Regions from separate parts of the Mus musculus genome. Here regions 2, 3, 4, 5 and 6 are each linked to region 1. A link is a loop called in an ENCODE intact Hi-C map of the cell type or tissue named here. Cell type or tissue: heart. All regions are shown on one strand.

Region 1 (5,000 bases):
AGACAAGACAGTCTGTCTGATCAAGTCTTGTTTATTGAAAGGCAGCTATGGGTGTATAAGCACAAGCTGGGGAGTGCAGCTGGAGACACTTAACCACAAGTCCAGGATGTGTCTGAGAAAACCAGGATGTTATCAGAGTGTGTTCAGCTGTGGCGGGCTGCTTGCAAAAAATATCATGCTTGGAAAACAAGTCTCTCATGGGGTGGAAAAGTAACAACCTGTAAGCAAATAGCCCAAGATGGCTGCAGAGATGGTAGCCGCTTTCTGCTAGGAGTCGGCTCCCAACAGTCCAGGGCCAGGAGGAGAGTAGATTTCATCAAGGAAGCCCCCAGGGGTCACAGGTGCGTTGGTGATTGCAGATCTCTGCATCTATACTGGTATGGTAAGGCCCTGCACTGTGGGAAATGGCTGTCCCTTCTGGCTCCTTTCTCTGCATCTCAACCTTAGTCATGATGGTCCTACTGGTGTGGAGCCCTTTGTGAGCTCTGGCTCTGTGCTGTGCTCTCCTGAGATTCCAGAGTCCATGCTGTGGACTGTACTTGCTGAGTCCTTCCCTGGGACACAGCATAGTGGCAAAGGGAAGACAGTGTCAGGGCTGTGGGGTTGGGTCATGTTTGAACAGTCTAGGTTACTTCTGCCCCTCCCAAGCCCTACTGTTACTAGGGACCATCTGGTATACACAGGTCATGGCTGGGCCAAGCAAGGTTACCAAATGAGTCACACTTGGCAAGGTCTAGACATGGGTGGGGCTACAGGATTGAAGCAGGTCATTGCTATATACCTGACACTTGAGGCAACTTTTCTCTGCCTCCCTCTGGATCAGCAGTTCTCAATCTGTGGATCGTGAGTGACCCCTTTGAGGGGAGTTGAATGACTCTTCCACAGGGGTCACATATTAAATATCTGTATGTCAGATATTACCTTATGATTCATAACAGTAGCAAAATTACAGTTATGCTGTAGCAACAAAAATAATTTTATGCCTGTCCCCTCCACTCCTCACCACCTATTTGGCAGGCAAGTAGGCAGAGGTCCCCAAGGGCATGAGATCAGGAAAGCTGCCCTGCCCCTTGCTGGCTGAAACATTAGATGAGCTAGCCCAGTGTCTTAGTTAGGGTTTCTTTTCCTGCACAAACATCATGACCAAAAAAGAAGTTGGAGAGGAAAGGGTTTATTCAGCTTACACTTCCATGTTGCTGTTCATCACCAAAGAAAGTCAGGACTAGAACTCAAGCAGGTCAGGAAGCAGGAGCTGATGCAGAGGCCATGGAGGGATGTTCCTTACTGGCTTGCTTACCCTGGCTTGCTCAGCCTGCTCTCTTACAGAACCCAAGACTACCAGCCCAGAGATGGTCCCACCCACAAGGGGCCCTCCCCTCTTGATCACTACAGCTGGATCTCATGGAGGCATTTTCTCAACTGAAGTTCCTTTCTCTGTGATAACTCCAGCCTGTGTCAAGTTGACACAAAATCAGCCAGTACACCCAAGCAGTGCTAGAAATCTAAAGTCACAGGATCTCCACGACACAGGGCAACAACAGGATATTCAAGAAGAGTCCCAGTGAGGATCCAGTATTGATAGTGTAGCAGAAGCCTGAGGCTTCAAGCCAGACCAATGACTCATTGTGGTGAACATTTGCAAGATGTGTAGACAAAAACATATAGTATGAGACACAGTACAGCTTCCACAATAAGATTATTTTTCCTCTTGGGAGTTTAGTTGCAGAGGGCAGTTATGAAGGGACAGGGAGATGAACAGGATTAGGGTGCATAATGTGAAATTCACAAAGAATCAATAAAAAGTTTAAAAATATATGCGCATATGTGCATATATACATACATAGATACACACATACATATATTAACATATACACATACACATATACATATATACATATACACATATGTACACATATACATATATACATATACACATATATAGATATATACATGCTTGAGGCTCACCACAGCATGAGGAGATGTGTATGTATTAAAGGATTGCTACATTAGCAAAGTTGAGAACCACTACTCTGGATGGTGACCATTGGTGGCCTCACCCAAGATTCAGGATGAAACAAGTGAGTGAGGGGACTGTGTTCCTTTTAAGAAGGTGCAGGGAGTGTGTTCTCTGAGTAGTTCTGATCCCTATGTCCTGTAGGGACTGCTGAACTTGCTCTCTTGAAACCTGCAGTGTCCATGGGCAGGCTATGACCCAAGCTGCTTCTGCAATGGGGCAGCACTGTTGAAGGACCTGGCTGTAACACAGCTCCAGCCTCCAGGGGGCATCCCAAGGACGCGGACCGAGCAAAGCCCAGAAATAACCTACTTGTGGAGGGGTTACACTTGCTTATGGGGCTCTTTTGGTTTGACTCTCACGCCTCAGGCCCCCTCCACTCACCACTTCAAGGGAAAGATTATGAAGGGCTCTAGTTTCCAAGTGGAACGTAGATCTAAGCACAAAAGCTAAAACATCAAGTGTTCTGTCTCCTGGAGAATTCACCAGAAGAATGCAGTCATGGGGAAGACAAAGATTCCTAAACATACACACACACACACACACACACACACACACACACACACACTACAAGGACACAGTGGATGTTGTTAAAGCTTCCCTTCCAGAGCTAGGGATTTAGCTTAGTTGGTAGAGTACTTGCCCATCATCCTGGCCTTGATCCCTAGTAACTATGATGCAGGGATTGAACAGACCTACAATCCTGGCTTTCGGGAGATGGGAGGATCAGAGGTTCAAGGTTGAGGACTGAAAGGACCAGTATCAGCTCAGGACCACAAGGCCAAGTTCTCAGCACAAAGGAGATGTATTTGCCCAGATGGATAGAGGGCAGGGAATAAGAGACAAAGACAGAAGGTAGCAGACAAGGAAAAGGGGAAGGGAACAAGTGAGGCAGGGATAGAGAGGAGGAGCCAGATGTGGCATATAGGAAAATGGCAGTTTATAGAGGTAAAAGGGGAAACCCCATGTTAGGATAAGGTTTTTAATTTTAATTGAACATGTTCATTAGATGAGCTGAAGGGGACTTTTGATTGCTTGACCCCAATACTTTGATGGCTGGACCTTGGTAGTCAGCCTCCGGAGGAGGAAGTGGCCTAATAAGGGAATAGACCTTGGTGGCTAGCTTTAGGAATATAGTCTAACAGGTTTATGTGTTTTGTATTTTAGGCAGAAGAAATGGTGGAGAAGGACAAGGCCTGCCAGAGCCACAATTGCCATGCTCAGGCTGGGCAGAGTCCCTTCAAGATCGGGCTGAGATACTGAGATTCTGTTTCAAACAAAAACAGAAATAAAGAGAAAGAGAGGAAAGAAAGAAAGAAAGAAAGAAAGAAAGAAAGAAAGGAAGGAAGAAAGGAAGAAAGGAAGAAAGGAAGGAAGGAAGAAACAAAGAAGAAACAAAGAAAAAAAGAAAGAGAGGAAGGAAGGGAGGGGAGGGAGGGAGAAAACTTCTTTTGACGAAATGACACAATTAGGTGTTACAGGATATTTGGTTACACTGTGACCCTCGAGATTGTGTTATTTACTGGGAAAACCTGTTTCTAGTTGTGGTGTGGCTCAGCTCTAACACACACCTTTAATTCAAGAGCTCTTTGTTTATTGTAAACAGCATTAAATAAAGTCACCTATTGAACTATGGAGACCAATGTTGTGGGGCGACAGCATTTGGTTAATACATGGTTTAATGATGATTCATCAACCACTGATGGAACCAAAACTAACGGAAAGCAGCAGCCTACAGACCAGGGGATGGAATGGCCAATCCTGAGGAAGGAACCGCAAGACCAGTGCAACCCTAAGGGCTGTAAGAAACAACTAGGAGAGCGAGGGAAAAATCTCTATCTTCCCAATTCATGGTGCCCGTGCACCATGTCTAGGTCATCAAAATGGAAAACCTCAAAACTGGCAGATAAATGGTACAGATATCTGGTCATGGGAGGCATGAATGGAAATAGTAAAACCTAGCAAAATTTAGCAAGGACATCAATTTTAATGTAGCTCATACCGGCAAGACAGATAAAATGTCGGAAAATAGTGGACACATTGACGTCTAGTTTAATTAAAACTAGAATATTAGAATTTGCCAGGGAATAAGTTCTGAATAAATTAGCAAGAATGATAGATCACACATTTGAATACTTGCAAGTTTACCCTTAACACTAAAAAATAAGGGAGATGGAGAACCAAACTATACCAGGACAACCCTATGAGAATAACTATCATAAGGAATCCAGTGGCAGGCAGTGGTTCATACCTTTTTTATCCCAGCACTTGGAAGGCAGAAACAAGCACACAGGAATTACAGTGACTTAAATTTAAAAGCTGCTCACACACACACACACACACACACACAAACAGGTTGAAATTAAACCTTGAATTTATATATAAAAAGAAAAGGGAATATAGGTATATTTATCACACATACTAAAGCATATTTAGTTTCAAAATTACAAAACAATTTTTTAAAATTTTAATTGAAAGATAATACTTTTTCTGTCGCCCCCCCCCCAAAAAACACTTGTCCTAGGAAAGATATAACCTACCAAAAAAGGAAACCCACCCCCACCCCCAAGAATTAGAGTTGGGGTAAGATTTTGTTTTTATCTTTCCAAAATAATAAAAGCATCCAACTAAGGAATCTGGAGACTCCTGGACAAGTGAAACTCCTGAAGGAAATAACAGATCATCAAGAGAAACGCCCTCCCCTAAGACCAAAACTCCGGCTTGTCTCTGCTGCCCTTCTACAGACATAAGTAGCAAACGGTCTTTTTGTGGTCCCAATTCAATGAAAAATTAAAGCTGACTTTGGGGTTAGAGCCTAGCTCTCTCCTTCTCTAAACCCACACATGCTTATTAAAGGAAAATCCAAAAACTCTGTCTCCTATCAGAAGAGCCACCCAGTCTGGGACAGAGAAACACAAAAACTAAGGGACTATTGCCACTAATCTTAGTCTTTTGGCTTTCATGTGACTCTAAAACTTTTCTTAAG
Region 2 (5,000 bases), 310 kb after region 1:
AGAAACTGATCCAAAGGAGCCCTGAGATGGCTGTGGGACCCACGGGCCCACCGTGTCTGTGTCATCAGAAGTGACATTGTATCCAGGAACTCAGCTGTGCTCTACTCTAAGAAAAATGAGTTCTCTCTCGGCCTACTGGGTGCTGCCTAGGGTGTGAGCTGCAGCAGGGCTGAAGGTACCTCACACAGAGGGCATCCTGGGACTTTAGGTCTATGGAGCTCACTGACTATGGGGTAGAGGTAGGTGACCACTCCATTTTCTTTAGATATATGATCATTACTTTATGAACTCCACTGCTCAGTACAGTGACTCTGATCCTTTAAATGCATGTTTTATTGTTAGAATGTTCTAGACATTGGTGGGATTACATGCTGTGAGCTCAGCAAATGGTGTGAATTGGATCCTGTGCAAAGGACGACTGTGTGTGTGCCTGGAGCGTTTCTCAGATCTGATTCTACAGCCCTGTCACCTTCAAAGGGTTCAAAAACAACTCACACTTTTCAGCCTACTTCCCTCTCTCCGAATCATCATTACCACCCTGTCCCCAAACCAAAGCACTGGCCTAGCCTGTCTCCACCACAGGAAGCCAAATGAGAAGAGCAACAACCACTTATAAAGACAAGGCTTATAATCTGAAAGGTGCAAGGTCTGCTGCCATGCATGTCTCTTGAGCCATCTGGACACATGTCTGCCCTCCTGTACACTTTGTCACAGCACCTCGGTGTCCCAGAATGCCAGTCAGTCAGGACAGGCCTTGCAGTAGGTTTTGTCTATCTGTACTTTTTTTTTTTTTTTTTTTTTTTGAGTTCTGAAGTGACCACTGAGCTCCCACGCTTGGGAGCCAGGGGCTCAGAAGGGAGGGGCTTAAGAGGAAAGAGTTTAGGGATCAGGGAGAGGTTTAAGAAAGAGCTCAGGTGGGAGGGGCTTAGACAGGAGGATCTCAAGAGGGAGGGAATTGGGTAGGAGGGAGAAGCTCAGGAGGGAGGGGCTTAGGGAGGAGGGAGTCCCATGCTTAGGGATGAGGATCCACTGCGGCGGACACAGGTTCCCAGGTGGGTATGGGGTGGGAGCCAGAGAGAAATGCAGATGCCTGTGTTATGGCATGTCTGGGAGAGATGTAAGGGAGATGGGGGGCATGAGGACGGGCAGGAGACCTATGGGATTTATGGAGACAGACAGTGCCTGGGCAGGACTTACTTTGCTGTTGAGGGGCTGGTCTCTGGCCTCTGTGTCCAGGTCTCCATCCTCATCAGTCTGCTCACTGTCTCCATTTCCTTCTTCCAAGCTTGGCTCAGATCCACCTGCAATTTACAGGTGTATGGCTCCACCCATAAAGGGCCAAAATGGGAGACCACTTAACTGTCTCTGGATTCATTTTTCCACTCACCTGCCAACTACTATCTGTGGAGGTTTGAATGAGAATGGCCCCCATAACTTCATATGTTGGAATACCCAATTGCCAGTTGGTGGAAATGTTTGGGAAGGATCAGGAGGCATGGCTTTGGTGGAGGAGGTATGTCAAGGGCTTTGAAGTTTCAAATAACTCCTGCTATCCTTAGTGTCTCTCTCTCTCTCTCTCTCTCTCTCTCTCTCTCTCTCTCTCTCTGTCTGTCTCTTGCTTGTGAGTTCTCAGCTCTTGCCCTAGTGTCAAGCCTGCCTGCCTTTCTGCTGTTGTGATTCCCCACCATGATGGTCATGGACTCTGAACTGGCTGGTTTTGTGTGTCAGCTTGACACAGGCTGGAGTTATCACAGAGAAAGGAGCTTCAGTTGGGGAAGGGCCTCCATGAGATCCAGCTGTGGGGGCATTTTCTCAGTTGGTGATCAAGAGGGGAGGGCCCATTGTGGGTGGTGCCATCCCTGGGCTGGTAGTCTTGGTTCTATAAGAAAGCAAGCTGAGCAAGCCAGGGGAAGCAAGCCAGTAAGCAGCATCCCTCCATGGCCTCTGCATCAGCTCCTGCTTCCTGACCTGCTTGAGTTCCGGTCCTGATTTCCTTTGGTGATGAACAGCAATGTGGAAGTGTAAACTGAATAAACCCTTTCCTCCCAAACTTGCATCTTGGTCATGATGTTTGTACAGGAATAGAAACCCTGACTAAGACAGACTCTAACCCTCTGAAACCATAAACCCCAAATAAAGTCTTCTATAAGATGGTGTCACTTCACAGCAATAGAAAACTAAGACATCCTTCTCCCCTCTCCTTCCTGCCTTTCTTCTTTTTTCTATTTTTGAACCCATCTACCCAGCCAGTCAGCCTGTTTACCACCATATACTGGCTCATCTTTCTTTCCTATACTTCTGTCTACCACTGACTCATCGATCTATCCAGAAACCCCACATAACATCTTCGTCAGTTTCACAGCAGTGTACTGTTCCAAGGTGAGCCTGGGCTTGGTGTCTCAGGCTGTGTCCTAGGCTACAGTGGCCTTGGTCACTTTACAAACCTTTCCATCCCTCATCCTGCCTGCCACTCTGCTGCCTACAACCAACCACCTGCTGGGGGGACAAAGGGACCCGCTTCCCGATCCTGTACGGCTGGGCTGCTGGGTTATGGGCCCGGGAGGCCCTCAGATTGACTCTGTCCTTCCCACTGCCACCCGTGCCTGCTCAGTCTGAGCCTGAGCCAGCAGATCAGCCTCAGCTGGCTTGCTGAGAATTCCTGCAAGAAAGTGCTTCAAAGTTGTTGTTTGTTGTCCCACAGCGCCACCTCCTGGTAGTAATGGCAGCAGTTTTGAAATTGGCAGGTAATAATGGCAGTCAGGAAGCTTTAATTCCCATAGTTCTCAAGATGGTCAAACTTCTGAAACTCTGTAAACTTCTAAGTGATAGCTCCCTGGCCCTCAACTTGACCAAACAACTGTGCCTGCGCCTCCCACAGGCGTCAACCAACCCCATTCTAAGGGTTCTTCAACTTAAAGCGCTCCTGGAACATCCCCAGACCAGCCCTCCCCTTACCTCCACCCTGCAGCCGCCCACAGAGAGACCGGATCACTTTGGCACTCCCGAAACGCTTGAAGCGAGCCCTCACGTGCTGGTAGTACCACTCCAGAGAACCGATCTTCACGACCCTGCGGGGAGATGGGTGCAGCCTGAGGCAGTGCCTCCCCGCCCCCCCAGCCAGTCCCCCAAAGGGACACACCAGGCTAAGACACCATTAGGGACGGGCTCTGCCTCCCCGCTCCTCACCTGGCCAGGTGGCAGGGGTCGCAGAGCCAGCCCTGCTCTTCTGGGTGGGCGTGGCTGCAGCTTTTGCAGACGAAGAGGCTGCACTCTAGGCACTGTCGTCTGCTGTTCAGGAGCAGCCGGTAGGGCTGCAGGCAGCGGGCACAGTGAGTCTCATTCAGATGGGCTGTGTCCGACAGCAGCTCCCTCTTGGAGCTCTCCTTTTGTATTTTGCCCTTCAGCCCCCTTGGGAAAAAATGGGATAAGAAATACATTAGACAGTTTGTTTCTACAACCGACCAGTGAATGCACGCAGTGTGAATGGACACAGACAGAGGGTCATTTCCATAGGCAGAGGACAGTGGCTGAAGCTAAGCGAAAGCGCCACAGGCTCAAGGCAGAGAGCCATCTTGCCCTCTTTCTGGAGGGGACAAATAGGTTGGGCTTAAATCATCCGCAATTTGGGTAGGCTAGAGACGAAACCTATGATTTTTTCACTGAAACGGCACAGCTCTTAAGCATGCCTGTGGCGTTTATGATTGAACCCTGTGCTCTCTCTTGTGGGTAACAGAATCCCGAGGGCAAGGCCAGGTGATATTTCCTCAACAAGTGGTTTAGGGCGTCTTCCAGCAAGCACCAAGCCGAGGCCCAGGACTCTTCCTGCGGAGCCGGGACTGAGTGCTTGGCTTGGAGAGGCTCCAGACAGGAATCACCCTGTACCCGGAAGTTCCAGGAGAAACCTGTTCTTCGAGACTATCCCGTTTGAAGTAACCCAGTTCCGGGCGAGCCTGCCAACTGGAACCAGCTGCAACGATGGAAAATGTCCCCCAGACCCTAATGAATGTACCCTTTCTGTTCCGAGTCTCACGGAGTATCTGCCAAACACAATATTTTTAGTTTTACATGGGATAACGGTAATCTGTCCTTAGTGAGGAAAATTAGCAAGACATGGGGCCCACTGTCTCCTGAGGACTTGCAAGGTTTTAGCTTCCATGGGGTGCAGGGAGGTGGCATCTGGTGTGAAGTGGCAATGGCCCACTTCGATGGCCAACAAGGAAAAGAAAGGCGTGGGTAGGAGAGACACACACATAGGGAGACAGAGTGGCAGAGAGACAGAGACACAGACACAGAATAGTCATAATTTTCAATGTTACATTGTTTTTACTAAATACATTTTTTGAATTAAAATACAATGTATTGGGCTTCATCACGGTTTCTTCATTCCGGTCATGATGCTCTGCTCTCAGCTGTGTCTCCCCTCCTCCCCGGAAGCTGCTTTCTTTCCCTTTCCTGGTTAGTCCTTACATACGCTTTCCTTTCCATGGAATCCATCACCCTTTCTACTTGCCACTTCCCTTAAGAGCCCTTCCTCTAGCCAGCCAGGCATAGTGTTGCACACCTTTAATCCCAGCCCTTTGGGAGGCAGAGGCAGGCAGAATTCTAAGTTCGAGCCTGGTCTACAGAGCAAGGTCCAGGACAGTCAGAGCAACACAGAGAAATCTGGTCTCGAAAAAAAACAAAAATAAATCGACCAACCAAACAAAAACACAAAACAAAACAAAACAACCCCCCCCCAACCAACACAACAAGAAACCAAACCCCTCCCCCAAGCCCCAAACAAATAAACAAACAAAAGTTCTATCTCTTCCTCCCCTCTCATGATCCCTTTTCTAGTTTTGTGACCTAGAAACACACAAACATAAACACACATAGATGCATAAAAATGTAAACTCTTGTCTTTCTCAGTCTGCCTGCTTTCACTTAACAAAGATTTATGGTTGCACCCATTTTTCTGCAAACAACATGATTTCAATTTTCTTCATGGCTGCATAAAATTC
Region 3 (5,000 bases), 130 kb after region 1:
CATGGTTCAAAGCTACCTTTCCCCAAATCTGTTTTCAAATCCTCAGTGGGCCCTGGCACTTCACTGTCTAGACCTTCCAGGCAGCTGGACTGTTCAGGGGAGTTACTGGCCCTACTATCTGACTTGTTTGTGACCTTGTGTGACTCGATCTGCTCTGAGTTTTTGAGGTCAGAAGTATTCTCTTGATCTTGGCTCTGAACCTGTTGCTCACATTTGGCCCCTGCTAGTGGTCCCGGGGACAGGGCACTGTCTTCAGCGGGTCTCTGGTTCTCAGCCTTCTCACCAGGATGTGACACCCCTCTGTCCACACAATCCTTTCCTGTGTTGGGTTTGGGCTGTTCTTGCTCAGAATTCTGTAAGGTTTCTCTTTGCCCCACTTTCTCCACAATTTCCTTTTTCACCTCCACTTCTTTGGCTTTTCCTAAAAGACCATTGAGAGAATTGAAGGGACCCCATGATGTGGTGGGCACTTAATATATATTTAAATGCAAATACATGTTCTAGTTACCACCCAACTTTCTCAGGGAGAGAGAGAGAGAGAGAGAGAGAGAGAGAGAGAAAGACAGAGAAAGAGAAAGAGACAGACACACAAAGAGACAGACACACAGAGACAGAAAGAGAGAGAGAGAGAGAGAGAGAGAGAGGGACAGACACACACACTGAGAGAGACAGAGACAAAGAGAGACAGACAGAGACAGAGACAGAGATAGATATTGAGATATTGAGAGGGGAAACAAGCATTTGCTGGGCCTGTGTGTCAAAGCAGCAATTGCATTAGCTTGTTGGTTTTGGTAAGCGGAGGGCCACTGCCACCAAGGCCAGAGTGACTGCTACCATCTGGGAGGAATGACTTTTAAAGGTGAGGTTCTGACTTAGCTGGCAGACAGAGCTGTGGAACAGGCAGGCAGCCACATGCCAGCAGCCACACAAAGTCTTCTCAAATGTTCAGTCCTCCTTCCAGTCCCCTAACCCTAACCCCGAGTCCCAGCCCCTCATACTCTCAGCTACTTGAGTACTCAGAATCTTACAGCCCTAACAGTAGCCCCCACATTTTCTCAAAAGAACATTCTGTTTAGGAAACTCAGCTAGAAAGCCAGTCTCAAGGAAGATGCTGCTAGGGTAAACCCTATGAGGTAGACAGCAGTCCAGGTCCTGCTGCCTGGCATGTCTTCTTCAGATAATGTTCCCCTTCGGGCACATAGGATCTTTCATCCTCAAGAGGGTGGTAATCCCAACAAAAGGCAAAGCTAGATCAAGATGAATGCTTAACTCATCAAGGGGTCAATAAATCCCCAGCCTCACGGACATTATTTTGCTGGAAGTGAAAGCCTGTCATTCTAAGAACTGGAAAATCTCCACAGTGGATCTCTGATGCCAGGAAAATGATGGAAAAATATATGGCCTTTATTTAGAGGCCACTTAACTTCACCCTTTACATTTTTCTACTATCATGTATGATTATTGATGTAGCAACCTCACGTCAAAGAAACATCAGACATAGGTAAATCTAAAATAAGCAGACCGGGATGTCCCCACAGCACTTGTCTGACTGGGTACAGCATCAAAACCCTTTGCGGGGAAGGTCACTGACAAAGTGGCATCTCTTCTTTCAGCCATGTTACATGACTATTAGGGATATGTCAACTGTATATGGAGGTAAGAAGAGCAGGACCAATCCCTAGTGGGGCTGTCCTGGAGGAATGGTGGAAACTACGGACTCTTCCTGTTTTGACAACTCACACTGGTTAAGAGCACGTTGCTCTAACAATCACAAGGGCTGTGGAAGCTCCTAGGAATTGGTCCTGAGGAGCGAGGCTTCCAGACTTTCACATGGTCACAAACACCAAGAAGACAAAAGAAAAGCCTCTGCCTTGCAATATAGTCACAGACTCTGGCCTTGGGGGCGGGGACCTAGCAACTAAATTTATCCCAAAGCCATAAGTTAGGAGTAACATTAATTTGTAAATCATTTTATCTGTGAAAATTATAGAAAATATTTCTATAATCCATTAGATTTCACAATTGTATATATTCTTAACAGAAGCTAAAACTGTGGCATACAGAGGAGCCCCTCTGAATAAGGTAGGTGATTTCCAACCCCTGGTGAGCACACCCCACTTACAGCAAGGAGCGCCCCACTACTTTGGCTGCCTTCCATTGTGAGGGTGGGGACAGCAGCATCAGGGCTACCAGGTTACCCACCAGGTGTCTTGTGTCCCACTTAGGCACCTCACATCCTCCAAATGTTTGTATGGTGGGTCCCCAAGTGTGCCAGGCTGGCGGGAAACTATGGCCTGCTCACCCATGTCACAGCTTCCACAACTCCATCACAAGATTAAGAGGAAAGTCGTAATTGGAACACACCTGGAGAAAACCCAAATTATTGAACTCTCGACTCTACCACTGAACTTTGAGCCTACCTCTTTCTACTCAGCCTTGGGATGCAAAAAATAAATAAATAAATAATAAAAAGAAAAGGAAAGGAAAAAAGAAACGTGTCCTTGAGCCATGGGTGGAAAGCGCTAGACAAAAATACATGCTACATAGCACCGTGGGTGATCACGTGGTTTGTCCAGAAGAATTACTAAAAGTGACAGAATGAAGGGCATGCCGCGTGACTATTAATCGATCAGTGACAATCACTCCAATCTGATGGTGTACAAAGATGAATCAGTGCTCGCTGACCAAACAACGAAAGGAGCCAAGGAAAAGCTCTTACCTAGGGTCCCCTCCCCGGCCGACTTGAGGGCATTCAGCTCTTCTTTTGTTATCTTCGTAGGGGCTTGATACCCAACGTCATTTACTGTGTCTGAAGTCTCTCCGTTGGTGGCTATTTCTGAATTTAGGATTATTCCATGTTTCTGGGAGCAAAAACAGATTTAACATAACACTCAGTGAGACCAGGTTAAACTGTCAACTATAAAGGGATGCTGTTTCTCCTAATGTAGATTCTAACTCTACAGGGATGGAGAAGTGCCTAGGTACCATGTTCACAGTCTTATCAAGGCAGGGAGATCTACAACTGATTGTCTGGTGAGAAGACACTTTAAAAAGGCTTTCTTTTCACTAGGGCAATGACCTGTGGGCTGCCACGAAAGTGAAATATCAAGTAAACAAACCTTTCAACACAAACTTTGTCTTTAAAAAGGGAGACCAGACGAGATCGGGAGTGTTCAGGGTGGTATGGGCTGGAGAGATGGCTCAGTGGTTAAGAGCACTGACTGCTCTTCCAGAGGTCCTGAGTTCAATTCCCAACAACTACATGGTGGCTCACAACCATCTGTAATAGGATCCAATGCACTCTTCTGATGTGTGTCTGAAGACAGCTACAGTGTACTTGTATAAATAACAATAAATAAATAATAACAAAGGGAGAGCAGGATAAAGAAGGAATATGTAAGTGTTGTGGAAAGACAGAGTGCAGTTTGCATAAAGATGGCATTTGTAAGGGGATGCTTCCTTCTTCAAACAATCATTGTGCCAAGGACATGGCCAACCCCTGGAAAGCAACTGCCTGCCTCTGTTGCAGAGTACCTCCTCACTATCTACTTGGTTCACGGCACTTTTTTTCCTGGTTCCCAACTGCTGCACACAGCCTGGACTAGGAGCCTGTCTTAGTCAGGGTTTCTATTCCTGCACAAACATCATGGCCAAGAAGCAAGTTGGGGAGGAAAGGGTTTATTCAGCTTACACTTCCACATTGCTGTTCATCACTGAAAGAAGTCAGGACTGGAACTCAAGCAGGTCAGGGAGCAGGAGCTGATGCAGAGACCATGGAGGGATGTTCCTTACTGGCTTGCTTGCTCTGGCTTGCTCAGCCTGCTCTCTTATAGAATCAAGACTACCAATCCACAGATGGTCCCACCCACAAGAGGCCTTTCCTCCTTAATCACTAATTGAGAAAATGCCTTACAGTTGGATCTCATGGAGGCATTTCCTCAACTGAAGCTCCTTTCTCTGTGATAACTCCAGCTGTGTCAAGTTGACACACAAAACCAGCCAGTACAGAGCCTCATTTAGATCTTAGCTGTAAGCCTGTATCTTGCTGCTTTCCTGCTCTGACTTTGACAGCGGAGTTCAGGAAATGACACTGGTATGTGCATCTGGGGGCTGCTGGGATGCCACACCCCTCTCACTGCTACTGCTGCAGCAGTCTGGGAACCCACCCGGGTCTGCTTGATTCCCCTTGACATGGCCCTTAGAAGATGCAAAACTTGTCCTTTCTATGATCTGGTGGGAATGTGGGATCCCTCCACTTATTGTTCAGCTAAGGAAGTCCTCGACAAGAGGCTTAAACAAGGAACTACATACATTCTAATGAGGGTTAAAAAAATATTTAGACGAATACCAAATTCAGAGCTAGAAATCTGAGCTACTTTGCAGACCTGTTCAGCTTGGAAAGACCTGATGGTTCTGGCAGAAGCACATATGGGCACTGGCACACCTACTTCCTAGGGATAGTTAACCGAAAGCTCGACTTTATTAACATGACAGTGATGAAACACAGAGCCAGTGCCCATGGAAGTTGTCACCGTGGAGCTGTTCTTAAGCTGCGCTTCGGTTTCGTACCTTCAACTCCTCCTTCAGCTTGACTGTTTCTTCTCTAAGGTCATCTCGTTCGCTCCTTATGGAATCAAAGAACTCTTTCTGTCTTTCTAATGCCTGAGCGTGCAACAGAGGAGAAAGAGGGGGGTCAGCGCGGGGGGGGGGGGCGGGCGCGGAGAGAGAGATGAAGAGAGGGAGAGATTAGCACAGATAGCAAGATAAGTAAGAAGCAGGGTCTAGGAGGCACTGTCATCCAGGGCACCAATGAGAAAAAAAAAAGCTGTTGGGTTTATCCCAGGCTAGACCAACTACTGTTCACACATTAGGGTTTCTAAGCAAGGGATGCTATAGAGCAAGGCTGCTTCATAACTTCCATTCCTGCCTTTTGTTTTCTCATTGCAGTGCTGCAGACTGAACCTAGGGCCTCCCACATAGGAGGCAAGTGCTCTACCACC
Region 4 (5,000 bases), 60 kb after region 1:
ATATAAGGGGCAAATCCACCTTTAGATTCTATTACACAGAAACAGATTTTTAAAGTGTAGATCTGGCACTCCCTGGCAAGGATTAAAAACAGGAGAGCTCTGCCCTGCAAACGGTAGGTGTCCAGTGCTGTTCCTGCCCAGTCACCGGGGACAGGCCACACTGCCCCAAGCTGCTTCCTTGGCTATAAACAGCACTAGTGGGCAGCCTTTGCCACCACCAGAGCCTGTGCAGCAGGTGCCTCTGACCAATACCATGGGTATGGGAAAAGACCACAAGAATCATCAAGCCACAGGCCCTTCCAGGGACACTGGACCGACTCTTTGTTTGCTTTCGTTAAAATGTAGCTATGTACCTGAATTATGTCCAAGAGGTATGACAGCCCCGGGTCCTGAGAACGTTACAGACAAGGGAACTGAGATGGGCAGTTTCTTGTTAGTCACCCCTGGGCTACAGTTTCTGATCAATCTAAAACAAAATCCCAAGCAAGTCTGCCACCTCTAATATTTATTAGCCACACACGCCAACAACAACCACCCTTCACCCCTAGCCTCCCACCCTCCGTGGAAATAATAGTCTCAACCAGCAACTGTTGTAGGTGAGAGTCAGGCTTCCAGTTGTCCTTAGTGTCCGGATCCCTAAGCTGTGGCTCTGGTTGAAGACTGCACATCTGTAAGCTGCTTCTGGCTCAGGGAGCTTGCATCAGTTTGGAGAACTGAAGTGCCGACAGGGGAACCCCGCGACCCTATCCCTCCCGGAAAGCAAGCTGCCCATTGTATGATCAAAAGTTGCTGATGCCTTCGGATGGCCCGCTGGATGATGTGCCCAAGCCACCTCGTCTCCGTGGCAGCGTAAGGTGGTGCAGCGCCCCCTCCCCCGCCCCCATCACCACTCTACTGTCTTGCCCAGACCCCATGCCCTGAGTAAGGTGCGTTCAGGTGCTGCCCTCCCGGCCCCAGGTCACCACCAACGCTGCAGCCCGGGCTACTCACCCAGCAGCAGCCAGAGGCCGCACCGCGGGAGGCCCCGCAGGCCCGGGGCCATGGCAAGCAGAGCCCCACCGTCCCAGCGCCTTGCCGAGCTCTGCGCCCGCTGGAGACGCGCCGGGGGCGGGAGCTAAGGAGAGACCGCGCCCGGCCCACTGCGGCTCCCACGCCCGCGGCTGTCGAGGGCGGAAGCTGGCGGGCGGCACCTGAGGCTGGAGCGCGGCTGGGACTAGAGGGGAGCCTCCTGGAATGTCTGCAGGGCCGGATGGGCTTGGAGGGTCTCCAGGTCCCCAAACTCAGCACCTCGCTCTGACGGCTGGGTTCCTCAGCTATCCTGTGGGCTCTGCAAACACCCCGTGGTCCCATCTCCTTTTCCCCGTGGGGTGCTGGAGTGGTGTGGCCAAAACCAGCCCTGACAACCAACGTCTGTAGGACAAGAAGTGGAACCTCAGGAAAGATGGTCAGTGGGAACAAGGCTCCTTGGAGGGACAAAGGTGTGCTTGACAGCAGGTGGTGACAAGCCAGGGTAGGGTAGCAGAGTCCATGAATACCGAATTTAGGGACAAAAGGAATTGCTAGGTAAAAAGGTGAGACTTCCGTTGGGGTTGGCTACTGGCCATGACTCTACACAGGATGGACCAGTAGTGGTAAGGGAGACTTGGGTGTGTGAATATGAGCAAGAAAGGCCATGTAACACCGGCAAGCTGAGAACCCTGGGGCAGATACCCCAAGTACAGGCTAGGCCTGACCTGGAGAGTCATGGATGCAGCAGCTCAGACTAACTGAGCAGGTCTGCACTCTGCACGCTGCAGGTGAGCAGACTATCACTGGCCCCATACACTGGCAGAGACTTCACTCAGGTTTACAATACTGGTGGGTGAGCAGCGTTCCTCACAGCAAGGGGAACAAGGCTAGAGGCTGCTGCCACCTTCTGGCCAAGCGCTCAGGACCCTTAACAGCAACCTGGTATTCATCCTGAACACAGGCCAAGCCGACATTTGGGGTTCATAAACCTATGTCTTGGGGACCCCACATGTCCTAAAGTCAAGGGGACATGGGGAAGGGAACACATTCTTTTGGCTTGGCTAGCCCTTCGTTTTGAACCTTATGAAGCCCTGCCAGGAGGCCAGCCTCCTTTCATGGACAGACATGGGAGTACGGGCAAGTCATGGCTGGAAAGCAGCTGAGCCCTGCCTCATTCAGTCCTTCCTTTCATGTCTGCAGCTCAGAATCTAGGCTGTGAGGCTCCCCAGTAATTGCCCTGAGTTTCTCCCAATTCACACAGAAAGGATGCAACTCGTTGACACCCGGCCTTAGTGTGGCTGCCCTAGGACTGCAGGTTGGCATCTTCAGTCTGTGAGATTTGCTCACTTCTAACTGGTCATCAGCAGCATTGGATCCCCTCTCACATGGGCATGTGCTGACACTGCGTTAAAAGACTGTCAGAGGGAGAGAGGCATTAAGGTAGAAGTCAGCAGGTCTACTTCTGTACAACACCTTCAGTGGATACAGTTCCCATTTATACACGGAAAAGTAACCAGACCTCAGCAATTGCCACAGTAGACAGTTCAGGGAGCCCTGAGAACAAGAAATCAAGGCAGCCTGGGGCTGCCTACTAAGTTTCCAGACTTCAGCAGGATGAGGGAAGCCATAGTCCAGAAACCAATCTAAGAAACAGAGAGAACGCCTCGGGAAGACATCTGAGAGAGGCAGAGGGCAGGCTTCACACTGTACGTAAGGACACTCCCTGAAGTGCACAGCAGCAGCAGCAGAGCATGTGCACACACAGTCTGGAGCAGCCCAGCTTCCGCTACCGTAGAGGGAAACAAACTGTGCTCAGAGCAGCTGAGAGCGAGCAGGACTAGCCTTAGGCATCAGAGGAAAAGAACCGCTGCTGTCCCAGGGCAGCCTGAAGGAGCGGGACAGCAAGAAGCGAGACCACACAGCATACGGCAACACGTAACCACCACAGCCACACAGGGCTATAAAAACAAAAGGACAAAGAATACTAGAACCATGACCCCACTTTGAGGGGCCTAACTTATGCAACTGTAGTCCCGGAGGAAGAGTGTGAAAGACACCCACAGGGCTACAAACCCAAGAATATCAATAACCCCCAGATAGAAAAAGACTGATCAGGAGAACTGCTGTTGGAGTTCGTCAAAAGACCTTTACTCACAAGGACCACAGAGACCGCCGCCATCGCTGCAAAACGCATGAGGATTTTTATTGATCCAACATGTTAGGGACTCCCCTCTTTCTTTCTTTCTTTCTTCCTTTCTTTCTTCCTTCCTTCCTTCCTTCCTTCCTTCCTTCCTTCCTTCCTTCCTTCCTTTCTTTCTTTCTTTCTTTCTTTCTTTCTTTCTTTCTTTCTTTCTTTCTTTCTTTCTTTCTTTCTGTTAGGGACGTAGGCCAGAGGAGAGACCCAGAACAAAGAAAGATCACACTTTTTATACCTTTGTAAGGGGCAGATTTGAGCAACAGGGTTCTCACTGGTGTAGCAAGTAACCCTTTCAGGCATTGGTTGGTTTGTATAGTAACTAAGTAACCCTTTGGCCTAGTCCCTCACTTTGCTTGCCCCCCATGGTGGGTTATTATGATTTGGTCAGCAAAGTAATAGTACATTAACGTCACAGCTATTAACGTCAGGGGAATTCTTGCAACAAAAGGTGGTTTGTGGTCTTTGTCGGAATTCCATGTGGGGTAGGGGGGCAAGAGAATTGCTAATCTTGTTATGGTTATTTCTCTGAGAACAGCTAATATTGTTTTGGTAGCTGTAAGCTTAGTCATTTTGACCACTAAAACTATGTTTTTACATTTGTTTAGTCAGCCAGCTTCCTTATCTGGCTCTGTACTTTGCCTGCTAGTTCAGTATGGAAAGTCCTTTTTGAAGGGGGAAGGTACTGGGTGGTCTTGAATTCATTTTGGGTATTACACTGCTAACACCAGTCACAGCAGTAACACAGTCCTCACCAGTAAGTAGCCAGAGGAAAGTGGCACAGGCAAACGGGGACATCTTCACGTGCAGCTGGCAAGAACACCAACTATTTTTAGTTTGCCATTCTCCACTGGACAATAGGAGGCTAGACTCGGGCCACTGTCACTGGGCCAGTTGTTCTAAAGCACAGCTGTTAGGTAAGGACTAACAGAAGGCACCTTGGAACAGTCAGCTTTAAGTATTAGTTTGTCAAGTCTCTCAAGGGAGCTGCTGTTAAAATCCAAATACTCAAGGCTTTCGAGCATCTTGGAACTTTACTCCCTCAAATGCACCCAAGGGAAAAACATGCAAAAAGCCCTCAAGAAGTGAACTGTCCATTTGACAGAAGATGATGTGTTCAGCAACACTGGGATAACTCAAGAGCTGTAAAGGAAAGGAGGGAATCGCAAGCTCTGGCTCTTTGTGGTCCAGCCCACCTTAAACCAGCTAAATGCTTGGCAGAAAACAGGGACAGACTGGAAGACAGGAGACAAGAGGCTGGTGTATGGGAGATATGGAAATAGAACTAAAGAATTAACATCTCAATGATCTAGAAATGAAGAGAAAACCAACACCCACAAACCATGGAGCTGAAAAAGGGAAAAGTCAGCTCTACCTAGACCTATCACAAACGACGAAGTGAAGTTTCACACATGGGATGGAAGGGACCCTACACACACACACACACACACACACACACACACACACACACACACACACAATTACAATTGCATATGTGGGCCAGGCGGTGGTGGCACATGTAAAATGTGTGCTTTTTATCTATTTTAATGTTTCATTTCCTATCAACAGTAATCAGTTCTCTTAACTCACTGCCTGCCCTCCTTCCAGTTTCTAGCCCAGCCCCTTCAAATGTTTCCCCCAATCCGTTGTTCCTCTCTCAGTTCCCCAGCAGTCTGCTTAAACACTCCTTTCTCTCAGTTCCAAACCAAAACAACTGTTGTAGCCTATCTACCCAGCTCAGCTCCTCCTGGCTCAACTGTCTCCTAACAATCTCATCTCTGGCTCAACTGTCTTCTCA
Region 5 (5,000 bases), 200 kb after region 1:
CATCACGTATGCATAGACAGATGCTCTTGCCACACCATGCATGTCTATGGAGGTTAGGGGACAACCTCCATAGGTAGAGGAGGTTCCTGCCTTTCACTGTGGGTCTGGGGAACTGAACTCAGATCACCAGGTTTGCAAGGCCAGAACTTTGTCACAATGCCCAACTCTTTAATATCTTGTTCTTGTTCTTGTTAATTTCTAATTTTAGCATATTCAACTCCAGGAGATTCAATAAGGCATGCACAGAGATAAAACAGAAATAAGGGAGGGGGCTTAATAATATCAGGTTCTATAATGGCAAGAAACCCACATTAAAATGTCAAAGAGGTCACATTAAATGCAAAAGCTGTAGATGGGTGTGATCCACAGATAGATGAAGAACAGATGGTCCATAGACCGGGATGCTGTTAGCCTTAGAAAGGAACCTGGAGGTCAAAGTTGTACACACTACGAGGACCTTAAGGTCTGTCTGTAAAGTATCGCATGGCTGCAGTTACATGTGGTTCTAAGAAGTTTTTAATTTTGGTTTGGGGTTGTTGGGAATCAAGCCCAGGGTCCCTCTTCTGCTCAGCACAAAATGCTATGTCACACCCTAGCCAGGGTCCCATTGGTGGTCAGAGTCTCAGGGACAGAAGGTGGCACTGTTGGGGCAGAGGCTGGGTGAGGAGAAAATAGGAAGCCGATGTTTTTTAAGTTGTGCAAGAAGACAATGGATGCGGGAAAGATGGTGGAATTTTGTTGTGCTTATTTCGTCACAATTTAAGGAATACTATTTTTAAAAAGCAAGTGCACACTCTTGTTTATTTAACATTACAAAGAGAGGAAGAGGCAAGCCAGGCAAGGTTTCCCCTAGAAAATAGGGGGAGGATGGTGGAATCCCAACTGATTCCAGATGAAATCAGCCACCGAAAAAACTAGGAAATCTTGTGGGGGAGAAGTGCTCAGAGAGTGCAGGGAGCCAACCTCTTGGCTCTGGACAGCTGATCCCCAAAAGCAGAATCTCACTGACAACTCCATGTGCATATTCAGGCTACCACCACCAGGGAAATAACAGCCAACTGGGCGTGGCCAGCTGGTGTGGCACATTGGCAACTGCCAATTTAACTTGAAGACGAGGACTAAGGATGGAAGACCCCCATCCCTTACCTAGTTTGTGAAAAATGCTGAGCTATATCCCCAGCCAGGGGAAGAGATTATCAACATTGTCTTCTTTCATTAAGCAATGATGGGGTGTGGAGAAGGCTCTGTGGGCAGAAGTGCTCGGTACACAGGCATGAGGACTCAAGTTCAAGTCCCATAATCTATATAAAAGGCAAGGCTATAGGGTGCCTGTCACCCCACACTAATGGACATGGAGACTGGAGGAATGCTGGCCCTTTCTAGTCACCAGCCTAGCTCCAGATTCAGTGAGAAACCCAGTCTCAAAGGCATATGCCATAGATGATAGAGCAACACACACACACAGAGCAATGGCATTTATGATAAGACTGTGATAGGATGCAACCTCCTCATCCATCCAGCTTCATGCCTTCTTTCTCTCTTCAGAAAATAAACAAGCAAAACCAAAACAGACGAGAGAGAGAGAGAGAGAGAGAGAGAGAGAGAGAGAGAGAGAACAGGAAACATTCTGAGTTGGCCATCTACTGCTGGGCACTGGGCCTCCCCGTAACTGTCATTTGTATATCTGGTGAGACTCCTTTGCAAGCATGCATCAATTGGAGCCAGCTTCTTGGTTAAGATGAGTGCCCTTCAGCGCTGGGACCCTGTCTGGCTTGACTTAGGCAGGTCCACATGCTGCCACAGTCTCTGTGAGTTCACATGCTTATCAGTCCTGTTTGCGTCTGGAAGACTTAGGAGTCCTCCATCTGCCTCTGGGTCTTTCTTCTTCCCTGAGTCCCGAGGGGAGGGAGGGCTTTGATGAATGGTAGGATTCATTCACTGCCTTTTCTCTCGAATATTTTCTATGAGCTTGAGGATGGTTTTTTTTATTTTAAAAGAGGGATGTAATACAAGGCTCATTTGCCTCCGTCCTGTTCTTTGAAAAAGAAGAAATAAAAATTGGAAGGAAAAACCTTTCCTGTGTGTTTCCAGAGACTTCCAAACCTTCTCTGAGAAAGAGGAAAAAAAAGAAAAAGAAAAACAAACCAACCACAGGAAACTGCAATTAATTAATTAGGCTGCAGCTGTTTTTAGTACTTGCCTGTTTCCGCCTGTGTTAGGATGCTTCTGGCTCCTTAGGGAGGCAAGGGGCCCTTTCCGAATAATGTTCTAATTTACAAAACAAAACGGCGTTACACCCAATCCTTTTGCAAACTTTTGGCAAACGTACTTGTGAAGTGTGAGACTTACTAAGTGTATCTTTTCAATCCTGACACAGTGTAACAACCACTGTCTAGTCAGCACAAGAAAGCCCTGGAGCTATTTTTAAAGAGGTGAGTGAGCAGGTGCAGGCAGCTTGGTTGCCCAAGGCAAAAGGCTCCAGGAAAGCAGAGGCAGTGTTTTGGAAACAGCTAAGGCTAGAGACAAGCCTTGAGTAACTGGACCCCAGGAGCATGGAGTGGACCAGGCTCTGAGAACAAACTCCAAGTCTTGGTCGGCCATCACTGCAAAGAGAGCCCATTGGACTTGCAAACTTTATATGCCCCAGTACAGGGGAACGCCAGGGCCAAAAAGGGGGAGTGGGTGGGTAGGGGATTGGGGGGGTGGGTATGGGGGACCTTTGGGATAGCATTGAAAATGTAAACGAGGAAAATACCTAATAAAAAAAAATATATATATATTAAAAAAAAAAGTTATTGGAAGGATGTGAAACACTAGAGAGGTAACCGACCGAGCTCCCCATTGCTAGAGCAACGCTGCGAGAAGCAGGAAGCATGAAGCTGTGCTGGGCAATTCTCTTCTGCCCTCTAGTGTCAGGTTAGAAGAGCCCTCTGGGGGAGGCTGGACTGCAGGGAGGCTGCCCAGAGCTGGAGTTGGGGGAGGAGGAAGGGTTTGGAGCAGAAGTGCTTAGTAACTAAGTGCTTAGTAGGTTTGACTGACTCTAGCAACCTCGGAGGAGGTAGGGGGATTGTAATGTAACAAGTCCATGGCCAATCAGGACCACCCAGCACATTCCATGCTAGCTGGGACAGAGTGTGAGATCTAGTCTCAGGAACACATTACAAGAAAAATTATGAGTAATTGTTGCAAAATCGTGCCTTCCTGCTAATCACTATAATCACTCCTGCACGCGGCTTGGAATAGCCTTCCTGTATTTTTTGCAGCATGCCTGTTTTTGAACTTGACAAAGAAAGACAGCACAGGGGTAGGCGCCTTTGCATCCCAGGCCCACTCGGAGCGCTTCAGAGTCTTCGGGCTCTGCGGAGTAGATTCCTATATTGCTCTTGTCCCCTGGGCTCTCACGGCCCTGCTTTGAACATGGCCTAGATGACACTGCATGCAGATCTTCTTTCCTAATTCTAAATTCTAGGAGCTTCAGCAGCCGCCAGCCAGGTACCTCAGCCTGGCCCAGAAGTCCCAAAGGTATCTCAAAGGCCACAAAAGTCCAAAGCAAGCTCCCATCCCTCCACTCCCAGGGTCTTCTTCCTACACACCTTTCTTGGAGCACAGAGGGTGCTACTATCCAGTACCAACTCAGAAGGCTGTGTGTAGCTACTCTATTCTTCCCCTCACCAGGAGGAAGAGGCTGTGTAGAGACAACTGCAGAGGCTTGGCTGATCACAGGAAAGCGGAGGTGATACTTGTGGCTGGTACCACTCAGAGCCCACACAAACGGCTGTGGCCACATGCAGCAGATATGAAGACTACTCTCAGTCTGTCCCCTACATCCTCTCCCTCTCCGCTCATCCCCAGAGTAGCTTCTCCATTCATACCACGCCACTGCACCCCACAGCCAGTGTCTTTCCTCAGGTCTTAGTGCATCTGCTCAGAATGACTAAAGCGCTCCCTTATGCAGCCGACCTGGTCAATTATTCAATAGACAAATACGGACATTATTACCACAAATACTGTCACACATCACACTGAATGTTAATGACGGATATAGGAATGACACTGAGAGCCAGTAGGTAAGAAATTAGATGAGAGGAAACCAAGTAAAGATGCTGAAAGTCTGGTATTTATGTCTTCTGGTTAGGTAGGAAGTCAGATGTGAGGGAGCCAAGGAAATTGTATCTTCCTGTCAGTCAGGATGCCCCCTATGGTTAACCATCCTTGAAATTACAGTTAGGCTATTCCTTCTCTATCAGAAACACAGTCAACAGATGCTTCCCATTCGCCAGGGACCTCAAAAGTTGGATAATATGATTTGCTTTGTGGTTTTGAGACTTTTCAAGAGAATTATGGGAAGAAGTACCTTAAATGGAAGATCTAGTCTACCATGGTTTGGGAGGAGATAGGATTATCTTACCCTGTGAATATGCCACCTGACTTATAAATAGTCATGGAACTTCTTTTGGGGCCAGAGAAGTAGCTCAGCCCATAAAGGTGCCTGCTACCAAGCCTGATGACTTGAGTTTGATCCCGAGGAAGGTAGGACAGAGAAAGAGAAGTGACTCTGGAAGGGTCATGTGTGCATGTGTGCGTTGCACATAAAATAATGTAACACAAGTAAATAAGTAAAGGACTTCTTGTAAACCAGGTGTGGTGGCGCACGTCTTTAATCCCAGCACTCGGGAGGCAGAGGCAGGCCGGATTTCTGAGTTCGAGGCCAGCCTGGTCTACAAAGTGAGTTCCAGGACAGCCAGGGCTATACAGAGAAACCCTGTCTCAAAAAACAAAACAAAACCAAAAAACAAAAACAAACAAACAAAAAAGAACTTCTTGTAAATACACAACACACAAGCTTGCTCCCCAGGGTTAGGGTCTGACTGCTCTAATCTCTCTAAAGTGGACTATCACTTTGCTCTGCTAAACAGTCTTGTGCTTCATATCTGTGTCTCTAACTCAAATTCCTCCCTTTGAGAAGCCAAGAACTAAGGAAAAACCATTACTGGGTAACT
Region 6 (5,000 bases), 140 kb after region 1:
GCTAGGCATGTTACGGGAGCCCTGGAATGGGGTGAAGATCAGATGTGATTAGGTAAAACCAAAATTACCAACGGGTTGAACATCTCAGAACCTTTTCTGTCAATGTTAGCTTCCACAGGTGATCATGTTTGTGTATGAGCATGTGTGTGAGGCACGGTGAGCTAGATGGCCAGCTGCAGTATTGGGGCTACAGGTCCGTGTGAACACACCGGCTTTTTACATGTGGGCTGGGGATTTGAACTCAAGCTGTCACTTTTGTGCAGCAATCACTTTATCCACTGAGCCATTTCTCTGGCCCCAGAGCACCCTTTTTTAAACTCAGTTTCTCTACTGGACTTCTGGCTAGTGATAAAGAGGGTTCATTCGGAGCTGTCTCACTGGTGTCTGGTTAGCCATGAGCTCTTCGCTGTCCCTCATATTTCAACTCATGATGGACTCCTTTGGGGATATAACATCATGTTGTGTGGCCCTCTTAGTAGCCTCTGTCATTCGATTACTTTATTAAGCACCAAGTAACTGGGTTCCTGTCAGCCTCACCCAAGACCATCTCGTTTCACAACTAAGCTAAGGCAGAGGCTTACAGAAATCCTTACCTTCTCAGCAAAGTCTTTGTCTGGTCTTTCTTCTACCTGTGGGGGAAATGGACAGCTGTCAAATATTACAAAGCACTGAATTACAACTCCTATGATCATTTCAAAGACCTGTATTGATCTGGAGATTGATGCTAAAAAACAAAAGAAACACAACAACAACAACAACAACAACAACAATAACAACAACAAAAAGTCCAAACCAACTGCACAAATCAAGAAACGCTAGCTTGTGCTATAATTTAAAAAGTAAAAAGAGAAACTCTTATTAAACTCTGGCTCTCCCCATCTTTCCTGCCTCTCTGGGGCCCTTCCTTCCCTCAGATAGAAGCCTCAGTGGGACTTGGAGCAGTCTAGGAGGCTGAGAGCAGTGTGCATTGGTGCTGGGTCCCAAGGGATGTACACACCTGGGGTAGAGGGTGTCTTGGGGACAGAGGCTGAGTCTGACTTAAGGACTATCCCTTCCTTTGCTCAACATCTACTATGAGACCAAGTTCCATTCCTGGGCCTCTGGGAAGTCAGTCACGCAGGCACCATGCTGAAACACCATCAGAACCTGCTGCCCTCTTAATGCCAAGTTCAGAAGTTCTTAGCTTTGACCCCAAGAGTTTTCACCAAAAGAGGAGTGACACTGCATCTCAGACTCACAGATATGAGTGGCCTGGGACTCTGTGGATACCTGTGCAGGTTTACAATGGTAACCACCATGCTCTGAGGTTACAGAGCACAGACAACATGAATAGCAAGTGAAAATGGTCACCAAACACAAGACCAGTGGGCACCTCCGATGCCCGTTTCTTTTCTAGGTGTGTCCCAAGTCTAACTAGCACATGGCAAGGACTCAGGGGCCCTGCTGCACAGACCAGTGGAGTCACAGCTAGCCACTGCTCATGTGTGGGGTTATTAGCAGGTGTGAAGTTCACACTGGCCTAACTGTACAATCTGGGGATGCTAAGGCAGGCCCCGATTGAGACAGTCATATCTCACTGTCTGCAGAGTTAAAGAGCCCTGCTCCATTTTCCTTGGGGGTGTGCACATGTATGAATGTTCACAACTGTGAACATGTGTATGCATTTACAGAATGGAAGAGCCCTGCTCCCCTCTCCTTGGGTATGTATTCGTGTATGCATGTTCATGTTTGGGAGCACGTGTGTGCATGTGGAGGCCTCAAAAAAAGCCAATAGAGAGAAAAATATAGTTTGTATGTCCCATAGTTTTTTTTTTTTTTAAAGTCTTTGCTCTAACATAGATAGTTAATGCAGAATACGAAAACTTGGGGTGGGGATATAGAGACCATGTGGAGAAAAATCTAAAACTGTGTTCCTGCTCTCAACACAGATACATGAAATGTACCCTTCAGCATATAGTGCATCTAGTTTTGTCTTCAAATTGACAAAGTGCATCTATTTGTCAGCCTTTTTGAAACAGCCAGGGGCCCCAAAGGGCCCCAACAGGTCTGCTATTCCCGCTGGCTCCACTAGATGGCGGTCTAGCCTGGTCTGTCTATGGTTAGGTTGGCCTCAGGTCAGGCCCAGAAAGCAGACAGCTGTACCCTTTTCAGAAAGCCCCAGACACAAAGGGACAGATAAGTAACCCAGACGGAATGCTTCACTCTGAGCATGTCACTGCCCCTCTGAAAATAACAGACAGCACACATTCACGGCTGTTCCGTGACCGGTGTGAAGGCTGCCATGGAGACAAGGCCACCAAAGGTGGCCACAGAAGGGTGGAGCTCAAGGGCTGCTGTTGGCCACAGCAGGCACAAGGGACAAGCAAGTCATAGGACTCTTGTGACCCACTGAGTTGTTCTATCACCATTCCCCAGTTCTCCGCAGTTGAGAGTAATGCCCCACTAACAGGATTCCAGATGGCACAGTCTTTTATCATTGCCACTAAGTGTATTCAAAGACATCTAAAATTTACCAGGCATGGTGGCACATGCCTGTAATTCTAACATGTGAGAGGTTGGGGAAGAAAGGTTTGACTCTGAGGCCATGCTTGGCCCCAGAGCAAGAACTAGTCTCAATTTTCTTCCTCTAAATTTTTTTTTCCTCCTAAAAACAAGTCCCTTCTAAGAAACTTCAATGGGAGCAAAGACTCCTTCCCTTCTAAAACCAAGTCCTCTACAGGAAGACGGTAGCACAGTGAGTCCAGTCCGCACCATCTCAGTGGGTTTCTGATGAGAATCACATGATGACATTTTAAACATCAGCTTGCATGTCACCATTAGAAGGTAGAGAGACCCAAGAAAGAGCTGGGTATGAGAGAACCTAGCCTCATGGTCCCAGCTCCCAGGTGGGCCACAGCAAGACCCTGGAAAGCAAACAGGCTCCCATTGCAACGACCCTCTCAAAACAAGGGACACAGCAAACCCTGCTCAGGGAGCACCGGTTTTAAGGACCAATTCCCTTCGAATGCAGGTAACAGTGGGGCTTACTGTTGGAGTGGGGATTTTTGGTTTTATTGTGTATTATTTATTTGGGGTATGTGTGCATGACATGACACATGTTGGGGAGGGGTCAGAGGGCAACTAGTGGGGCTTGGTCTCCCCTTCTATGTGAGACTTTGGGTTCAGACTCATCAGGCGTGACAGTAAGTACCTTTACCCACTAAGCCATCACACTGGCCCTAATTCTATTTTTAAGACAGAGTTTACGGGATTGAGAGTAGCCTGAGATTCACTGCGTTGCCCAAGGTAGCCTTGAAATCAGGCTTCACCTTTCTCAGCCTCTCTAGTATTGGGATTACCATTATGAGCCACCATACTTGGTGGACCATAGGTTTTAGATCCAATCTCGTACCCATAGGTGCAAGCTTGCTCTCCACCTGGACCCTGCCTTGCCTCTTTAGACAACATGAATCACGGGGGCGGGGGTGGGGGGTGGGGGGGTGGGGGTGTCTTTGTTTTCAAATTCGAATGGGCAGACAGCTAGCTCAGCACTTTTCTATGAGTACACAAGACAGCAAGTCCTGGCTCCACCCGAGACATTCCTGAAGGATGCTTCAGATCTGTGGAAGCTCTCTTGGATTCCAGTGGGCTGTAGGGCTTAGATGAGGAGGATGCCCTAGGTGTCACCTGGCTCTGCTTGGCTGTGGTTCAAGCCTAGATCCTCTAACCCCAGCTTCTGCCTCTCTCCACGCACCTGCCCTCATGGCTCGTGCAGGTGCAACTGATGTTTATGTTATTTATTTGATGAACATCTTCTAGCCCAGTCTGTGTATCCCATGAAGGGCGAGGGCAGGTTTGCATTGCCTAACACTGTTGACTCATGACCAGACTATTCTAGGTGCTCAATTAACATGAGAAAAATATGGGGGGGGGGTGCGCGCGCATGTGTGCACTTCCTACATTTCTTTCTGTGGCTTTCCAACCAAAAGCAACTTGGGAAGGAAAAGCTTTATCTGGCTTGCACCCCCCAGGACACAGTCTGCCATAGAGGGGGCACCAGGGCAGGAACTTGGAGGTAGGAACCATGGCTAGCTTTTTTATAAAACCCAGGACTGTCTAGGGATGGTATCGCCTACAGTAGGCAGCACCCCCTACAGCAATTAAAATCATCTTTTACAGACCAACATGGTAAAGACAATTACTCCATTGAGACTCTGGTTTCAGGTGATTCTAGGCTGTGCTGACAGTTAACACTAATTAGGATGGAAAGGCTAAGTGGAGGTGGGGACGGAGTTACAGAAGAATGGGAGTGGAGTGGGGAGTGGTGCTGGAATGAGGTGGAACTCCGTCCCCTGCCACTTACATTCGGGCTGATGCATCTTGGCTCTCCTAAGAATTGTATCATTGGGAGCCCCAAACCTTTAGTCTTAGCCCTTGCAGTAGCCTATGGACACAGAGGTATATTCACGTTTTTAAAGGGGAATGAACCATCACTTCCTTTGTTTGGTGACTTTTACTCTTCGGTTGCACCACCCTGCCCCCAGTGTGTAGCACTGCCTCACTTCCTGTCTGACAGATGCAAGATGCAAAGCCTTGAGGGCTGCAGCTGACTTTTGCATTTTCTTCTGTCTTTGGCTCCTGGTAATTACTCCTGGTGAAATACTAAGCCGGGGGTATTTTCCAAGAACCAATATGGACACCAAAAACTATGTCCTATTATGGCTGGGGCAGCTCAAACCAAGCAAAAACATATGCCTTTCAGGGGGCTACTTCATCTGAAGGAGTTTATTTCTGCCTACTTGCCCCAAGTCAGGAGCAGGAGCTGTGACGTGGTGTTAACTCCATCTTTTAACCCCTGCCTTGCTGCACATCCTACTGCATGGGTCTCCCACAGAGGCCAGGATGGAGAGGTCACTGTATCCTTGTTTGTTCCAAGGACAGAGGGTGACAAACCCAGCATCTTGGTGCCTAAAAAAGCATAAAGAAAGAATAGAATCAGCCCTGTTGTTTCTAAGATTCAG

What was found. Hi-C counts contacts between places; a loop is a spot of excess contacts. Peaks named below come from ENCODE experiments on the same cell type or tissue, not always from the same donor. Only the 100,000 strongest peaks of a DNase experiment are listed, where the experiment ranks them.
Region 2: it touches region 1 in a loop (3-fold over the local background); 2 of 42 quality-filtered maps call a loop at or near these places.
Region 3: it touches region 1 in a loop (2.5-fold over the local background); 8 of 42 quality-filtered maps call a loop at or near these places.
Region 4: it touches region 1 in a loop (10-fold over the local background); 24 of 42 quality-filtered maps call a loop at or near these places.
Region 5: it touches region 1 in a loop (3-fold over the local background); 2 of 42 quality-filtered maps call a loop at or near these places.
Region 6: a loop joins it to region 1, with 2.3 times the contacts of the local background. A loop is called at or near these places in 8 of 42 quality-filtered maps.

Annotation. Positions count from the first base shown.
Region 1 is chr1:91,236,590-91,241,589 of GRCm38, reverse strand. No RefSeq gene overlaps it. Among named protein-coding and RNA genes, the nearest start is that of Ube2f, 11 kb to the left of the region's middle. In heart, a CTCF peak has its summit at 2,272 (motif pointing right); a DNase peak (open chromatin) is centred at 2,279; H3K27ac peaks cover 1,047 bases.
Region 2 is chr1:90,926,391-90,931,390 of GRCm38, reverse strand. Mlph (melanophilin) reads right to left here. Exons shown (of 16, transcript NM_053015.3): 3 at 3,187-3,408; 4 at 2,956-3,068; 5 at 1,198-1,301. Among named protein-coding and RNA genes, the nearest start is that of Mlph, 14 kb to the right of the region's middle. In heart, a CTCF peak has its summit at 2,706 (motif pointing left); DNase peaks (open chromatin) are centred at 2,670 and 3,920; H3K4me3 peaks cover 1,110 bases; H3K27ac peaks cover 669 bases; H3K27me3 peaks cover 195 bases.
Region 3 is chr1:91,110,017-91,115,016 of GRCm38, reverse strand. Lrrfip1 (leucine rich repeat (in FLII) interacting protein 1) reads right to left here. Exons shown (of 25, transcript NM_001310732.1): 19 at 4,570-4,662; 20 at 2,720-2,861. Among named protein-coding and RNA genes, the nearest start is that of Rbm44, 33 kb to the left of the region's middle. In heart, no CTCF peak of the experiment used is centred here; no DNase peak of the experiment used is centred here; H3K27ac peaks cover 968 bases.
Region 4 is chr1:91,176,131-91,181,130 of GRCm38, reverse strand. It overlaps Ramp1 (receptor (calcitonin) activity modifying protein 1), which reads right to left and starts at 1,309. Exons shown (of 3, transcript NM_016894.3): 1 at 991-1,309. The coding sequence starts at 1,042. In heart, a CTCF peak has its summit at 1,917 (motif pointing left); DNase peaks (open chromatin) are centred at 1,080, 1,890 and 4,040; H3K4me3 peaks cover 1,417 bases; H3K27ac peaks cover 1,357 bases; H3K27me3 peaks cover 1,031 bases.
Region 5 is chr1:91,036,130-91,041,129 of GRCm38, reverse strand. It overlaps a transcript of Lrrfip1 not described here. Among named protein-coding and RNA genes, the nearest start is that of Lrrfip1, 15 kb to the left of the region's middle. In heart, CTCF peaks have their summits at 618 (motif pointing right) and 2,910 (motif pointing left); a DNase peak (open chromatin) is centred at 2,959; H3K4me3 peaks cover 195 bases; H3K27ac peaks cover 2,026 bases.
Region 6 is chr1:91,096,206-91,101,205 of GRCm38, reverse strand. It overlaps Lrrfip1 (leucine rich repeat (in FLII) interacting protein 1), which reads right to left. Exons shown (of 25, transcript NM_001310732.1): 13 at 594-629; 14 at 1-21. Among named protein-coding and RNA genes, the nearest start is that of Lrrfip1, 45 kb to the right of the region's middle. In heart, a CTCF peak has its summit at 2,063 (motif pointing right); DNase peaks (open chromatin) are centred at 2,205 and 4,565; H3K27ac peaks cover 2,225 bases.